Linked DNA regions of Homo sapiens: region 1 is linked to region 2. Evidence: chromatin loops called from intact Hi-C (ENCODE). Cell type or tissue: endothelial cell of umbilical vein. All regions are shown on one strand. Each heading gives the region's core, and the rest is flanking DNA. Links, peaks and the distances in the headings are about the cores only. Region 1 overlaps AHI1 (Abelson helper integration site 1). Region 2 has its middle 71 kb from the start of SLC2A12.

Evidence for each region. Hi-C counts contacts between places; a loop is a spot of excess contacts. Peaks named below come from ENCODE experiments on the same cell type or tissue, not always from the same donor. Only the 100,000 strongest peaks of a DNase experiment are listed, where the experiment ranks them.
Region 1: a loop joins it to region 2, with 9 times the contacts of the local background. A loop is called at or near these places in 3 of 110 quality-filtered maps.

What each region holds. Positions count from the first base shown.
Region 1 is chr6:135,437,758-135,440,685 of GRCh38, reverse strand. AHI1 (Abelson helper integration site 1) reads left to right here. Exons shown (of 29, transcript NM_001134831.2): 15 at 2,188-2,311. Among named protein-coding and RNA genes, the nearest start is that of AHI1, 59 kb to the left of the region's middle. In endothelial cell of umbilical vein, for the core only: a CTCF peak has its summit at 1,572 (motif pointing right); a DNase peak (open chromatin) is centred at 1,575; H3K27ac peaks cover 333 bases.
Region 2 is chr6:134,122,191-134,125,118 of GRCh38, reverse strand. No RefSeq gene overlaps it. Among named protein-coding and RNA genes, the nearest start is that of SLC2A12, 71 kb to the right of the region's middle. In endothelial cell of umbilical vein, for the core only: a CTCF peak has its summit at 1,344 (motif pointing left); DNase peaks (open chromatin) are centred at 1,098 and 1,248.

The sequences.
Region 1 (2,928 bases), core at 217-2,716, 1.3 Mb before region 2:
AATACTTGAGTGGATAGGTCTACTGGTCTTTGCCAAGAGACTCTGTGTGTGTTGGGGTATACCTTCAATGCTTCGGTACACAATCTACAGCTCTGCCTTAGCTTTACTTTCTGTTTGTCCTGAGCCTCCTCACGTCAGCCCGAGTGAGAAGTAAAGCCTGTCAGGTCTTTCTTGGTTGTGCATATTCCCTTCACATACATGGATGGGAATCCTTCTAGATACCCAGGAATATTTTGGAGTTTATCAGTGTCCCCTATGGACATCTCATGCCCGGTTTTTTGTTTTGTTTTGTTTCATTTTGTTTTTTGTTTTTATTTTAAGTTCTTTGGTGAGCCTCTTCTTAGCCTCACTTGCAGCTGTGATATTAAATGATGCCACGGGTTGTTTTGACATGCACCTTAGGGTTAGGGCTGTCCTCCCAGAGCATGCTGTGAGCCAGGTCAAATAAAGGCAGGCCCTGACAGTGGATCTTTCCTGGAGGGCCAGACTGTCAAATAGTGAGAAGTCTTTGGGGATGGGGCTTTTAGGGAGCATCAGACCTGTTCTGCCCCAACCAGTCTCTTGATTTTTATTGGTTTTTAAGGCTCCTTTAAAGTTTGAGACAGGAATGAGAACATAGCAAGTTAAAACACCGTAAAGCTCAATGTTCTTACCAAATTCAGCCATTTTTCTTAAATACTCTTCAAATTTTTGTAAGCTTTGCTTAATTTTCAGAGTTCTGAGAATGTTGATTTTTGCCAGTTTTTGCCAGTGTTCTTGTTGCTTCTGTGGGGAGGAGATTTTTTCTAAGATTCTTACTTTGCTATTCCACAAGTACAGTAGTCCCTCTTTTTCCATAGGGTATATGTTCTAAGACCCTCAGTGGAAGCCTGAAACCTCAAGTAGTACTGAACCCGATTGCCATCAGTAGAAACACATGTATGCTCATGCTTTCCACCCACAGATTTATATCTTTTCCATCTTAACAAAACACTTACCATGCACTAAAGGCCATTACTTTTGTCGTTTGAGGTGTGACAGCAAAACTAGCACAAACCTCTTTTTCGTTCTTCACAATTTCACGGATAGAAGATTTTTACTGTAGATCCTAGCAACCTCAACATATGATTTTTTTTTCTTTCCTTTTTAAATCAAGAACTTTCACCTTTTCAGTCAAAGGAAGTACTTTATCATTTCCCTTTGGCATATGCCAATTGCCAACATGATTACTCTTGCACCTTGTGACCGTTAAGTAAAATAAGGGTTACTTGAACAAAAGCACTGGGTGACAACCAGTCTGATAACTGAGACAGCTACTAAGTTTCTGATAGACAGCATCTATAGCATGGATACATTGAACACAGGATAATTCACATGCTGGAGACATGGAGCTAAATGGCATGAGATTTCATAACACTACTCAGAATGATGTGCATTTTAAAACTTAGGAATTATTTATTTCTGGAATTTTCCATTTGATATTTTCAGACCATGGTTGACTGCGGGTAACTGAAACCACAGAAGGTGAAACTGCACATAAGGGGGGACTGCTGTTATTTCTGAACTGCTAAGTATTTTAAAGGGCAATTGATTTTTACCACTAGATGGAAGCAGAGACTTGGAAACTTTGTTTTTCCGTGTTACTATCTTAGATTTCATTGTATGTTTAAACATATAGTAAAATACCACAGTGCTTTGTGTGTCTGATTGAGTCATTGTTAATTCCCATACTATCCCTGATTACTATCCCTGTTCATTTTAGTATTAAAATTTACTTTTGACAATAGCACAATTTAAATTTCTCCTTACTTCAAATAATTAAATTTTTGGTTGGCATTTAGTTGATTTTCAGGTGAAATAATAATGAAAGCCTAAATTATAGAATATAAGTGAATTGCAATGTAAATGTTATTATTCAACTGATATAAATTTATTATTAAAGATTCTTAGGGGATTTCTTTAAAGAGATGAAAATAATTGATAATTGTAGCAAAATTATAACTGAAAATTTTGCATGTGAATTTTTGTGTAAAGCAAAAGAAAAACTATTCTTAAGTAAATTTTGAAATTTTCTCTGTGCTGCAAATGTCTTTGGTTATAATTTTGTTATAGACTGCTTATGTCTAAATAATATTAAATTATATATTTGTATATTATTGGATTAAGGATCTTCTGTCTGGAAACCTAATTTCTAAATATTTTCATTAGTATATGAAATTCCTTCTGGACGTTTCATGAGAGAATTGTGTGGCCACCTCAATATCATTTATGATCTTTCCTGGTCAAAAGATGATCACTACATCCTTACTTCATCATCTGATGGCACTGCCAGGTTAGTATCCTTGAGAAGTACTTATGTGCATGCTGTTTGCTGTCAAGGAAAGCAAAGAGAATATAAACTGATGTAACTACTCTTATGCTCCAGTCGTATTTTCCCAAGAAGGGACTGTCATAAATATGCATCATGCAGACTGATTCCATAAATTATAGTAACACTTTTTAAAGACATTTTTCTTAAATGTCTTTTATTTATGTAGCATATAATATTTCTAGTCCTCACCATCTTTAAATGATCATTATGTAAACTGATTAATGCTTTGAGATGGGGTTAGGGGTTATTAAACACTTGAGATTTTTTCCTAGAGCATAAGCTCTTGGTGGCAGGGATACTGTCTTCACTATTGGCTGGATTTGCAGAGGGTAGAATCCAGTGGTGCTCAGTATATCACAGTAGAGGAAACAAATATGTACCTTATATTTTAACAGTTTTATAGATTGGTTAAACATTTACATTTTTCAGAATGTCAATCTTAAAAATAATTTATCCCTTTTCAATTTAATAAGTATCACAATAAAACATTTTAAAAGCTAACTTTAAAAGTTTCATTTATACTTTTTTTAGTTGCTTGTTCTACCTTGAATGTGTTCTAAAAATACTGTTAGTTTTCA
Region 2 (2,928 bases), core at 247-2,746:
CAGATCAATTAATCTTGAGGAAGTGCTGAGCCTGGCCTGGCTGGATCACATGTCCACCTGGGTGGCCAGGACAGCACAATTCCATGATTGGCAGCTGCCCCAAAGCTCATAGAATCAGTGTATGGGAGAAGTCCTCAAAATAAGGAACAATACTGTTCCCAAAGTCAGATAGGAAAAAACACTGAGTGGGGCTGGGCACAATGGAACATGCCTGTAATCTCAGAACTTTAGGAGGCCAAGACAGGAGGCTCAGTTGAGGCCAGGAGTTCAAGACCAGCCTTGGCAAACATACCAAGACCCCATCTGTACAAGAAAAAAAAAAAAGTCGGTCAGATAAAAATAATAAATGTTCACCATAGCCCTAAACAATCTCTTTTATCTTCTTGATAGCTTTCTTTCTGATCTTTTTGTTTGCTTCCATATAGATGAAGATAGTAATAATTTTAATAGGTAGCACTTACAGAGCACTTCTCTGTGCTGGGTTGTGCTCGCTGTTTTGCAGGAGTTCTTTTTAAAGATATGCCTTTGATGAAAAAAACTTCATCAAGCATTTTGAATACAGTTTAGATGTGAGAGAGAAGCTTGGGTTTTAAATTTTTTAAGTTCAAACATCCATTTTTCTAGTTAAAAAGAATGTACCAATCTAATACGCATGAGAGATGCTAATCAGAAAACGTGAAGGGCACAAGCCCACTCTTTGAGATTTTCACTGAAGAAAGTGAACATGTTAAAAAAATTCACTTTATTATTAATTTGCAAAACATATTATTAGTGATAAGCAAACGTTGGCACCCAGGTTAAAAGTTTAGCAAAATGATGTTTACAAAAACTGTGTAATGAAACAGAAAAAAGCTTAATGACAACATGCTGAAATTGTTAAAATTCTGAAGTTTGAATTCTGATTCTGTCACCTTGAAGCTGTGAGACTTTTGACTAAGTTACTTCATGTTCCCCGGTTTGCTCAACAGTAAAATAGGGGTGATAACAGTTCCTACCTCACAGGGGTGCTATAGGAATCTCAAGTGAGATAATGCACATGAAGCGCTTAGCCCTGCATCCAGCACGTTGTCAGCCATTGCTATTACAACCACCTTCATCATCTGTGAGTACAGCAAGCAAAACACTGCTTGGAAAAAAAATCAGAAGGAAATGAACCCATTGGAGACTGGCCAAAGAAGTACTCCTAAAAGCATAGCAAAAGGAATTCCAGAAGTTTACAATAACACAAGGAAGAAATTTACAGTTTGAAAATATAAATATCAGTTTAATAGTTAAGCTAAGTTTTAAATGTAATGCCTTATTTATTAAAGCCTTAAATTTAAGCCTGAAAGTTAGCGACATCTGCTGGAAGAAAGGTGAATTATTCAACTCACGTACCAAGCACCTGTCCTAATTCATTCAATTCAATACTTTATTGAGCAGGAATTTGGTATCAAATGCTTTCCTAGATTCTGTGGACAAAGTGATTAATTCCCATGCTCAAGGAATTTAGTCTTTCAGCTCAGGTATAAGCCACCTGTGCTTAAGAAGAAAAAAAGTGGACATTATCACCATGGATCTTTCAATTCTGTTAAAAAAATTAGATCTGTCGGCTGGGTACAGTGGCTAACACCTGTAATCCCAGCACTTTGGGAGGCTAAGGTGGGTGGATCACGAGGTCAGGAGTTCGAGACCAGCCTGGCCAACATGGTGAAACCCCATTTCTACTAAAAATACAAATATTAGCCAGGCATGGTGGCAGGCTCCTGTAATCCCAGCTGCTCGGGAGGCTGAGGCAGGAGAATCACTTGAAACTGGAAAGTGGAGGTTGCAGTAATCTGAGATCATGCCACTGCACTCCAGCCTGGACAACAAGAGTGAAACTCCATCATAAAAAAAATTAGATCTACAACCAAGAATAAATTAAGTAGCAATACAAAGCTGGTATATGACCAAATGTTAAAATAAAAACTATCAATAGTAGAGCCATAAGAGTTTAGGGAGAGACAGGATATAGCAACTAAGGTAACACCTGGAAAGTCATTCAAAGGTGTGATTCCAGAATTTCTTTTAATGACCAGGGGGAGCTCTGAATGTTTTTGAGCAGGGAACTGATGATAGAACTAGTACAGTCATGTCTCGCTTAACCAAAGGAACATGTTTTGAGAAATGTGTCATTAGGTGATTTCATAGTTGTTTGAACATTATAGAGTGCACTTATACAGACTGATGGTATGGCCTGTTACACACCTGGATTATATGGTATAGCCTATTCCTCCTAGGCTACAAACCTGTACAGCATGTTACTATACTGAATACTGTAGGCAATTGTAACACAATGGTAAGTATCTGTGTGTCTACACATATCTAAACATAGAAAAAGTACAGCAAAAATACAGAAGAAAAGATAAAAATGATGGTACACTATATAGGGCCCTTACACGAATGGAGCTGGCAGGACTGGAAGTTGCTCTGGGTGAATCAGTGAGTGAGTGGTGAGTGAAGGTGAAAGCCTAGGAATGACATTACCATGCACTAATGTAGACATTATAAACACTGTACACTTAGGCTATACTACATTTATAAAAATATATTTTTCTTCTTTTTTTTTTTTTTTTTTTTTTTGAGACACAGTCTTGTTCTGTTGCCCACCAGGCTGGAGTGCAGTGGCCCTATATCAGCTTACTGCAAACTCCACCTCCTGGGTTCAAGCGATTCTTGTGCCTCAGGCTCCCGAGTAGCTGGGATTACAGAGGTGCACCACCACACCCGGCTAATTTTTGTATTCTTATTATTTATTTATTTATTTATTTATTTATTTTGAGATGGAGTCTTGCACTGTCATCCGGGCTGGAGTACAATGGCACAATCTCAGCTCACTGCAACCTCCGCCTCCCAGGTTCAAGCAATTCTCCTGCCTCAGCCTCCCGAGTAGCTGGGATTACAGGC